Linked DNA regions of Homo sapiens: region 1 is linked to region 2. A link is an interaction called in ENCODE POLR2A ChIA-PET data of the cell type or tissue named here. Cell type or tissue: PC-9. All regions are shown on one strand. Links, peaks and the distances in the headings refer to the core of each region. The heading gives the core; the rest is flanking DNA.

What was found. ChIA-PET counts read pairs that join two places held together with the same protein. Peaks named below come from ENCODE experiments on the same cell type or tissue, not always from the same donor. Only the 100,000 strongest peaks of a DNase experiment are listed, where the experiment ranks them.
Region 1: POLR2A ChIA-PET joins it to region 2 with 9 read pairs; 3 of 35 experiments call an interaction of 5 or more read pairs at or near these places.

What each region holds. Positions count from the first base shown.
Region 1 is chr1:151,807,838-151,813,215 of GRCh38, reverse strand. It overlaps RORC (RAR related orphan receptor C), which reads left to right. Exons shown (of 11, transcript NM_005060.4): 9 at 159-269; 10 at 1,782-1,891. Among named protein-coding and RNA genes, the nearest start is that of LINGO4, 5.1 kb to the right of the region's middle. RefSeq lists an enhancer at 3,870-4,370. In PC-9, for the core only: no CTCF peak of the experiment used is centred there; no DNase peak of the experiment used is centred there.
Region 2 is chr1:151,433,285-151,438,662 of GRCh38, reverse strand. The region is part of intron 3 of POGZ (pogo transposable element derived with ZNF domain); the gene reads left to right. Among named protein-coding and RNA genes, the nearest start is that of POGZ, 24 kb to the left of the region's middle. In PC-9, for the core only: no CTCF peak of the experiment used is centred there; a DNase peak (open chromatin) is centred at 3,322; H3K27ac peaks cover 1,092 bases.

The DNA.
Region 1 (5,378 bases), core at 198-5,197, 370 kb before region 2:
GGGAAGATTCTGATGCCAACCCCAGGCAAAGCTTTGTGACCCAGGGCACCCTCTTTTCAGGGCGAATTGCCCCCTCTGCTCTAAACACAATAAGGGCGGTGTCCTCGGGCACCATCGCTCCAGCCACTCTCTCACTTTTCTCATTTCCACTCCATCAGGCTGCAGCGAGCTCATCAGCTCCATCTTTGACTTCTCCCACTCCCTAAGTGCCTTGCACTTTTCCGAGGATGAGATTGCCCTCTACACAGCCCTTGTTCTCATCAATGCCCGTGAGTGTTGCTGGGCTTGGGTGAAGGACATTCAGGTGGCAGGGGCATGGCAGATATTGAAGAAGAGTCTAGACCTTCAGATGTAGTTAAATCTGGGAAATTGCTTTAAATAGCAGAATGAGCCCTACTCAGTATTGCTATAAAATAAAATGAGTTAAAATAAAGATTCAGAGGACTCTCAGAGAGGGACAAGAGCAGCATAAGGTGGGGTTGTGGGAAGTGGGGAGAAATGAGGTTGAGAGGAAATGAGCCACTTTCCTGACAGAAATGTGTCTGATTGTTAGTCTATGGCAGTGATTTCATTGTAGCACACATCAGAATCACCTGGGGAGCTTTAAAAACTATTGCTGCCTGGGTCCCACTTCCAGAGATTCCAGTGTACATGTGCTCCATGACTTATGATGGGGTTATGTCCCAATAAACCTATCGTAAGTTGAAAATATGGTAAGTTGAAATTGCATTTAACACGCCTAACTTACTGAACACCATAGCTTAGCCTAGCCTACCTTAAATGTGCTCAGAATGCTTACATTAGCCTACAGTCTGGCAAAAGCATATAACACAAAGCCTATTTTATAATAAAGTGTTGAATAGCTCATGTAATTTATTGAATATGGTTCTAAAAGTGAACAGCAGGATGGTTGCATGGGTATTCAAAGTATGGTTTCTACTGAATGCAAGTGGCTTTCTCACCAACATAAAATCAAAAAATAGTAAGTCAACTCATCATAAGACTGGGACCATCTGTAATTGATAAGGGGTGCACTGAATTTTAACAGCCACCCCCAGGCCACCAAGATTAAGAATCACTGCTCTGTGTGAACTAATTTTAAGGCTGTATGCCTATAATAGGAAGACTCTGGATATCCTATCCACTCCCCTGGCATGGAGTAGCTGGGCTGAGCCAGATGAATACTAAATATTCAGAGAACCTAGGGAAGTGGGTCAAGCTGCTAACCTGAGTTTGCAGATCGAGACTATCAGTCTTCTGGCTCTGCCAGTGAGTGGACACCTAAATATGCCCTTCAAACTAGAAGATAAAAACTTTAAAGATGACTTCTGGATATTTTATAGAATCAGGGCAAAAGTTAGTCACAGATTGCTGCAAGCCCCCTGGTGCAGGCCTGGGCACCTTCAGGAAGGCCACCTCCTATCAGGAGCCCTTTTCGTACATGGGGGAGCTCTTTTCCAACTCTTGTTACCCCTATGACAGAATCCTAGTGCCTAGCATTGAATGAGCTATGTGGAATATCAGGTTACCAGGGAGAAGGTAGCTTGGAGTCAGGAGATCAGAAATTCTCATACCTTTCATCTCTTCCCAGTTTTCCTTGTAGACAGCTAGCCAAGCCCAACGTCCAGAGCTTACCATTATCAAACCAAGGCACACACATGCACGCGCTCAGCTTAGAAGACCTCTATCCAGCACAGATGTCCACAAAGATACACCCTTTTGTTGGGAGTTAATGTCCATGTTCTTTCTTGTTCTCATTACGGTCCCACCCCCTCCTCCAGATCGGCCAGGGCTCCAAGAGAAAAGGAAAGTAGAACAGCTGCAGTACAATCTGGAGCTGGCCTTTCATCATCATCTCTGCAAGACTCATCGCCAAAGCATCCTGGCAAAGGTAGGAGCAGTCCCTGGGGTAGAAGAGGCCAGGCCCATCGCTAGCTCTGTAACATCAGAGTTTGCGAGGGCCGGGGTCTGTGGGTACAGAGGAGGGAGTGCGGGAGTACCACTCTCTGTTAGAGAGCTTGCATCAGCAGTGGGAACTAAGGGAATGAACAGCTACTTCCACGTGCATAAAGACTGGAAAGTTAGAGGGCCTGGGATTGGGAGGGACCTCCAGGGAACAATTCAGTTTAATATAGCCAGCACTTACCCAGCACCTGCTTGTACAAGGCACTGTGGAAAGACACAGAGATTTGGTCGCTGCCCCCACCAAGAGATTTTAATCTGGTATGAAGAAGAGATCTGTGTATCACTAACTCTAACATAGAGTAGAATGTGGTATGTGATATAATAATAATGCAATTAACAGAGTGCTTTTGCTGACATGCTTTCTCATCCTCATGGCAACCCAGTCAATAGGACAGGTGTTCAAATCTCCCTGTGTAGCAGCCGGGCACAGTGGCTCACGCCTGTAATCCCAACACTTTGGGAGGCCAAGGCGGGTGGATCACCTGAGGTCAGGAGTTCGAGACCAGCCTGACTAACATGGTGAAACCCCATCTCTACTAAAAATAAAAAAAATTAGCCAGGCATGGTGGCAGGCGCCTGTAGACCCAGCTACTTGGGAGGCTGAGGCAGGATAATCGCTTGAAACCGGGAGGCAGATGTTGCAGTGAGCCAAGATTGTGCCATTGCACTCCAGCCTGGGCAACAAGAGCAAACTCTGTCTCAAAAAAAAAAAAAAAATCTCCTTGTAGCTATCAGGAGACTTCAGTGACTTAAATGCAAGATTGAATCCCAGTGCTCTTTGCGCTCTTTCTATCCCTGTGTCCCCTATGTATAACTATAATAAGTGACACCAGGAAAATGTTATGAGAGTATAAAACAGGGATTAAAAATAATTTGGGGGTAAAAGGAGTGGGTCATAAATACTTCCCAGGGAAGATGACATTTATACTAGGCCATGAATGATGTAAGATTTTAACAGGCATTCATGGGGGTGGGGCAGGCATTCCAGGCTTAGGGAACAATAGGAGCAAAACAAAAAAAATGAAAAAAAATCCTTTTCCTGAGGTTTAACCAAAAAAATGGATGAGATGAGTATGAGAGGCTGGGGATAATTGTTTTATGGGATTTGGGTGTGGGACTAGGGTACAATGAAGACCAAGAACAACAGGAGAAAAATAAGGAGGCAAAATAGTGTGTATGTGGAGAATCACTCATGGTACATCCTCACTAAAGTGTAAAATCAGGAGCTGGGATAGACTGGTGGGGCAGAAGAGCACCAGATGATCAGCCTGAAAATTAGGTCAGGGGCAAATCAGAGAGGACTTTCAATGCCATATAAGCGTTAAAGCTTTATTTCTAGGCCACAGGGAGCTCCAAAGGCTAGAAAAATGACACAATCAGAGCTGTCATTTAGGCAATTTACTTTGGAACCAGTATAAAGGAACCATTTATGTAATTATTCAAGCAGGCCTTTGCTATGTGCCAGGCACAGGGCTGGGTGTTAAGGATACAGCAATGACTTACACGGTCTGTGCTCTCAAGAACTTGAACTTTAATCTGCTACAGGATGGATTTGAAGGAGGAGAGACAGGAATCTGGGAGAGCAATTGGAAAGCACATCCGGTTGGATCTGCTTTCAAAATACATCACCTTCCCTACTATTACCACCACCCTGGCCCCTACCAGCTCTCAGCTTTCACTTGGACTTTAAGAGAGGCCTCCTAACTGAGCCCCTGTTCCACCCTCATCTGCCCTGTAGCAACCACACCTACTCCGCACCCACGGTAGCCCTTTTAAAAATGCAATCTCATCATGCCCTACTCCTGTGGTTTTTTTCTTGTTTTTGTTGTTGTTGTTTGTTTGTTCTGTTTGTTTGTTTTGAGGCAGACTTGCTCTGTCGCCCAGGCTGGAGTGCAGTGGTGTGATCTCGGCTCACTGCAACCTCCACCTCCCAGGTTCAAGCGATTGTCCTGCCTCAGCCTCCTGAGTAGCTTGGATTACAGGGATTACACGCCCGGCTAATTTTTGTATTTTTAGTAGAGACAGGGTTTCACCATGTTGGCCAGGCTGGTCTCGAACTCCTGACCTCAGGTGATCTGCCCACCTTGGCCTCCCAAAGTGTTGGGATTACAGGCGTGAACCACCACACCTGGCCTTGACTCCTGTTCTCAGCCCTCCTGTAGCTGCCTGTGATGCCGAGAATCAAATCTAGAGTCTGCGTCATGGTCAAGTGGCTCATAACATGATCCCTGCCTTCTTTTCTCACTTGATCTTCCACTGCCCCTTCAAACACCCATTGCAGCCACACTTGCTTCCTTGCTATTCCTCGAACACATCAAACCCAGTCGCAGGGCTTTTGTACCTGCTATTGTAGTCACCTGGAGGGTTCTTCCCCCAGTTTTCCAAATGGCTTACCCCATCTCTTCATTCGGGAGAGGTTTTTCCTGACCAGTAACCCCATACAAAAAGCTTTAGTTTTCTTTAAAGAACTTATTATCTGATACACTACATATTTATTTTCTGGGCCCCTCACCAGAATGTAAATTTAATCAAGGTACAGATTATACTTTATTGACTGATATATCTGATATATCACTAGAGGCCATCACAGTGCCTAGCTCAGATCCAGATGTGTTCTCAACAAATATTTGTTGAATGAATGAAGGAAGCTATTGCCATAGCCCAAAAAAGCTCAGAATAAAGCAGTGGTGAGGAAGAGAGAGAATCTAGGAGATATGAAGGGATCACACCCTGCTGCCTGCTTTTCTCTGACTGCCTCTTTCCAAGGAAACTAAGCTGGGGGAGGGAGGCAATGGCAGGCAAGAGACATTTTTAAGCCTCTTGGTTGTAGAGGAGACTGCAAGAGATAAATTGTTCTTTCAGCCTTGCTCCAGTGAGGTCTCCCTGCCTCCGTCTGCTCACTGGTTTCTGTGCCTTTTTCATCTCCCCTTTGGCTGAGTGCTGGCAGCATTGGTTTGCTACTTGCAGTGTTAGGTGCCTGCTTAGAAAGTCTGTTTAGTTCAAAGAGTTATTAAGCATGTGCCATGTGCTAAGCATTATGATAGGTACAGAGGAGACAGGGAAAGAGAGACCTCAGCCAAGGAGCTGAAATCTAGGGTGGGAAGGCAGACAAATTGGACCATTTTCCTGCAATGTAGTAAGTGCTACACAGAGGAAAGCCCAAAAGAAGGGCCCTTAATCCAGATGGGAGGCAGTTAGGGAAATAGTCTTAGGAGAGGTGACACTAGAGGGTAAGGATTAGTAATGGGAAGAGGGGAACAACATGCACAAAGGCAGAGGCATGTGACAGCATACAACAAGAGTCACAGACAATCACTCTTATAAAAGCAGGAAGTGCACATTAGAGTCTTTGACAAGGTTCATTCTAGAAGTATTGGGAACATAAATTGAGGGCTTCACCCAGAAAACATTCA
Region 2 (5,378 bases), core at 227-5,226:
CAAGCGATCCTCCCTCCTTGGCCTCCCAAAGTGCTGGGATTACAGGCGTGAGTGAGCCACCATGCCAGGCCAGCTGAGCATCTTGTGACATGCTGAGATGACCTAGTCTCCTTGACTCCTTGAATGTACCCTTGATTCTTGAGCCTGCCTATGGCCAGTGTACTAATTTTTTCTAAAAAATATAAATTGACTTTATTTACTTCAAAAGCCTCTAATATTTAAATTAAAATGTTAACCCATAACCCATGTTCATGAAAAAAAAGAAGACAGTGGGTATAGACTGGTAAGTAACCACAGTCTTGTGTATTCCAAAAAAAAATTCATCCATAGATAAGCATAAATTAATTGCAGTTGTCTAATTTATTTTACTTTATATATCTATATAAAAAATACATACAGTTCTGTAACTTTTTTCATCAGATACTCTTGTTTTTTCTTTTTTGTTTTTTTTTGAGATGGAGTCTCCCTCTGTCACTCAGGCTGGAGTGCAGTGATGTGATCTTGGCCCACTGCAACCTCCACTTCCCGGGTTCAAGTAATTCTCTTGCCTCAGCCTCCTGAGTAGCTGGGATTACAGGCATGCACCACCATGCCTGGCTGTGTTTTTTGTGATTTTAGTAGAGATGGAGTTTCACAGTGTTGACCAGGCTGGTCTCGAACTCCTGACCTCAGGTGATTTGCCCACCTCGGCCTCCCAAAGTGCTGGGATTACAGGCGTGAGCTACTGCGCCCAGCCTAGGAACTCTTGAAATGCTAGTCCAACTTTAAGGATATGGCTTCAGAATAAAGTGAATGAGAAATACTGCCTCATACAACCCAGTTTCCCTTTAAGCCTTCAGTTTAATTGTATTGATATATTATCTGCTTACTACATTAGTAACATAGCAAATGAGAATAACGTTTGTTTTTTTGAGACAGAGTCTTACTCCATCACCCAGGCTGGAGTGCAGTGGCGCAGTCTCGGCTCACTGCAACCTCTGTCTCCCTGGTTCAAGCGATTCTCATGCCTCACCCACCCCAGTAGCTGGGATTACAGGCATGCGCTGCCATGCTCGGCTAATTTCTGTATTTTTAGTAGAGATGGGGTTTCACCATGTTGGCCAGGCTGGTCTCAATTTCCTGACCTCAAGTGATCCACCCACCACGGCTTCTCAACGTTCTGGGATTACAGGCATGAGCCACTGCTCCCCACCAGCAAATGAGAATAATTTTTAAACAATTCAGTATTGTTTCACTTAGTGTACTTTAAAAAGTTTAGAAATTTAAAATTAAAAAAAAATTTGTGGTCTCAGAAGAGGGAAAGATTTCTTAAACCAAATACAAAAACAGAGCTAACCATAAAGGGTAAAATTGATAAATAGAACTACATTAAAGATGTGATTAAAAAAAAACACACACGGAGAAGACAAACCACAAACTGGAAGGTGTTTGTGGCATGTATTACTTTTTTTTTTTTTTGAGACGGAGTCTGCACTCCAGCCTGCTTTGTTGCCCAGGCTGGAGTACAGTGGCGCAATCTCGGCTCACTGCAGCCTCTGCCTCCCAAGTTCAAATGATTCTCGTACCTCAGTCTCCCAAGTAGCTGGGACTGCAGGTGCCTGCCACCACACCCGGCTAACTTTTGTATTTTTAGCAGAGACAGTGTGTCACCATGTTGGCTAGGCTGGTCTCAAACTCCTGACCTCAAGTAATCTGCCTGTCTTGGCCTACCAAAGTGCTGAGATTACAGACATGAGCCGCCTCACCTGGCCCTCGAAAAGTTAAACATAGAGTTACCATATAACCCAGCAGTTCTACTCCTAGCTGTATACCCAAGAGAATGGAAAACGTATGTTCACATAAAAACTTGTGCACTAATGTTCATAGCAGTATCATTTGTTATAGCTAAAAGTAAAAACAACCTGTGTCCATAAATTGATGGATAAACAAAATGTAATATATGTACACAATGGAATATTATTTGCCCATAAAAAGGAATGAAATACTGATACATTCTATAACATAGATGAACCTTGAAAACATAATGCTGAGAAAGAAGCCAGACATACAAAATTAGCCAGGTGTGGTGGTGCATGCCTGCAATCCCAGCTATTAGGGAGGCTGAGGCAGGAGAATCGTTTGCACTCGGGAGGCGGAGGTTGCTGTGAGCTGAGATCGCACCACTGCACTCCAGCCTGGGCAACAAGAGGAAAACTCTGTCTCAAAAAAAAGAAAGAAAAAAGAAGCCAGACACAAAAGGTCACATATTATATGATTCCATCTATATGAAATGTCTTGAATAGGCAAGTCCACAGAGAGAGAAATTAGATTCGTGGTTGCCAGGGGCTGGGAAGAGAAAAGAATGGGGAATAATTGCTAGGGGAAATGAGGTTTCTTTTGAGGGCGATGAATATGTTCTGGATCTAGGCCAGGCGCGGTGGCTCACGCCCGTAATCCTAGCACTTTGGGAAGCCAAGGCAGGCGGATCACCTGAGGTCAGGAGTTCGAGACCAGCCTGGCTAACATAGTGAAACCCTGTTTCTACTAAAAATATAAAAAACTAGCCGGGCATGGTGGCATGTGCCTGTAATCCCAGCTACTCGGGAGGCTGAAGCAGGAGAATTGCTTGAACCTGGGAGGCGGAGGTTACAGTGAGCCGAGATCACGCCACTGCACTCCAGCCTGGGCAACAAGAGCGAAACTCCATCTCAAAAAAAAAAAAAAAGAAAAGAAAATGTTCTGGAACTAAATAATGATGATGATGGTTGCACAGCCTTGGGAATATAAAAAAAAATCACTGAATTGTGTATTTTAAATGGGCAGTATGTGGATTATATCTCAAAGCTGGGTTTGGTTTTTTGTGTGTGTTTTGTTTTTAAGAAAGTATCAAGGCCAGGTGTGTGGCTTACACCTGTAATCCCAGCACTTTGGGAGGCCGAGGTGAGCAGAACATTTGAGGTCAGGAGTTCAAGACCAGCCTGACCAACATGGTGAAACCCCATCTCTACTAAAAATACAAAAAAATTAGGCGAGTGTGGTGGCATTTACCTGTAGTCCCAGCTACTTGGGAGGCTGAGGCAGGAGAATCGCTTGAACCTGAGAGGTGGAGGTTGCAGTGAGCTGAGATCACGTTACTGCACTCCAACTTGGGCTACAGAGCAAGACTCCATCTCAAAAAAAAAAAAGGAAAGTATCAGGAATAAAATTTTGGAATATTTTTACTATTCTGTTTGATGTTCTTTAGAATTTACTACTCAGTATTTTAAAATTATTCCTGTAGTTCTGACTCATCTTATGTTTGCACAGGAAAGAAACATTATGAGGTGAAATAAACTATTGCTTAATTCTGAGCTGTGAATGATGTGAATTTAATGTTATAAATTTCTTACAGTATAACTAATTATGGTTTTCAGTTCCTATTGTATTTAGCCCTCTATTTCTGGGCTTTAAGGGTATGGAAGTAAACTTAAAAGAATGAAGGAAGGCTGGGCGCAGTGGCTCACGCCTATAATCCTAGCACTTTGGGAGGCTTGAGGCGGGCAGATCGCCTGAGGTCAGAAGTTTGAGACTAGCATGGCCAAATAGTGAAACCCTGTCTCTGTTAAAAACTACAAAAATTAGCTGGGCATGGTGGTGGGCATCTGTATTCCTAGCTACTTGGGAGGCTGAGCAGAAGAACCACTTGAACCTAGGAGGCAGAGGTTGCAGTGAGCTGAGGTCATGCCATTCCAGCCTGGGTGACAGAGCAAAACTCCTTGTGAAAAAAAAAAAGAAAGAATGAAGGAAAAAAATCAAGAGAGAGCAAACTTAGAGGGAGAAAGTTAGTTGCATAATTCTTTGATTTATGTGCAAGGTGGGCAGATCACAAGGTCAGGAGATCAAGACCATCCTGGCCAACATGGTAAAACCCCGTCTCTACTAAAATACAAAAAAATGAGCTGGGCATGGTGGCATGTGCCTGTAGTCCCAGCTACTTGGGAGGCTGAGGCAGGGGAATCACTTGAACCCAGGAGGCAGAGGTTGCAGTGAGCCAAGATTGCACCATTGCACTCCACCCTGGTGACAGAGCAAGACTCTGTCTCAAAAAATAATGTGCTTGATACCATGTGATGTCTGAAGTATAGAAGAAAACTCATGGAATTAATTGTCACTGAGGTGGATTGTTTTATTTCATTTGTTTCTTAGGTTTTCTTTGTTTTGTTCAAGATGGGGTCTCACTTTGTCACCCAGGCTGGAGTGCAGTAGTGGCACGAACACAGCTGGCTCACTGCACCCTCCACCTCCCAGGCTCAAACGATCCTCCCACCTCGGCCCCCCAAGTAGCTGGGACTACAGGCACACACCACCATGCCTAGCTATTTTTCATTTTTTATTTTTGAGACTGAGACTCACACTGTTGCCCAGACTGGAGTGCAGTGGCACAATCTTGGCTCACTGAAGACCCCACCTGGGTTCAAGCAATTGTCATGCCTCAGTCACTCAGGTAGCTGGGATTACAGGTATATGCCACCATGCCCAGCTAACTTTTGTATTTTTAGTAGAGATGGGGGTTTCACCATGATGGCCAGGCTGGTCTCAAACTCTTGACCTCAAGTGATCTGCCTGCCTCGGCCTCCCAAAGTGCTGACATTATAGGCGTAAGCCACCACGCCTGGCCTTGTTTTGTTTTTGAGATGGGGGTCTCACTGTGTTGTCCAGGCTGGACTCGAACTCCTAGGCTCAAGTGATCCACCTGCTTCAGCCTCTCAAATAGCTGGGACTACGGGTGCATACCACTGCCCTAGTTTGGATAATCCTTTTAAAGGCTTTTTTTTTAAAGCACCAGAATTGTGATTGCCTGTTTCATCCTCTGGAAATAGAACCTTGTAAGACACTTGAATTGTCAGAATTCCTTTGAGCAAAGATTGCAGAAATCATTAAAATGCTTCTAAATAAGTAAGTATAATTTACCTAGTATGACTTTCCATAGTCTGGCTTTTGCTTTCCATTGCATTGTGAATCTAATCTGGTCTTAGAAAACCACTTTTTGATTGTACCATATTTTTGGGAAAATTCTTTTTTTTTTTTTTTTTTTTTTGAGACGGAATTTCGCTTATTGCTCAGACTGGAGTGCAGTGGCGCGATCTCGGCTCAATGCAACCTCTGCCTCCTGGGTTCAAGCAATACTCTTGCCTCAGCCTCCCGAGTAGCTGGGATTACAGGCATGCGCCACTACGCCTGGCTAGTTTTGTTATTTTTAGTAGAGACGGGATTTCTCCGTGTTGGTCAGGCTGGTCTCAAACTCCTGACTTCAGGTGATCCACCCACCTCAGCCTCCCAAAATGCTGGGATTACAGGCATGAGCCACCTTGCCCAGCCTTTTTGGAAAAATTCTAACAATCCACCAAAATTTAAACTTG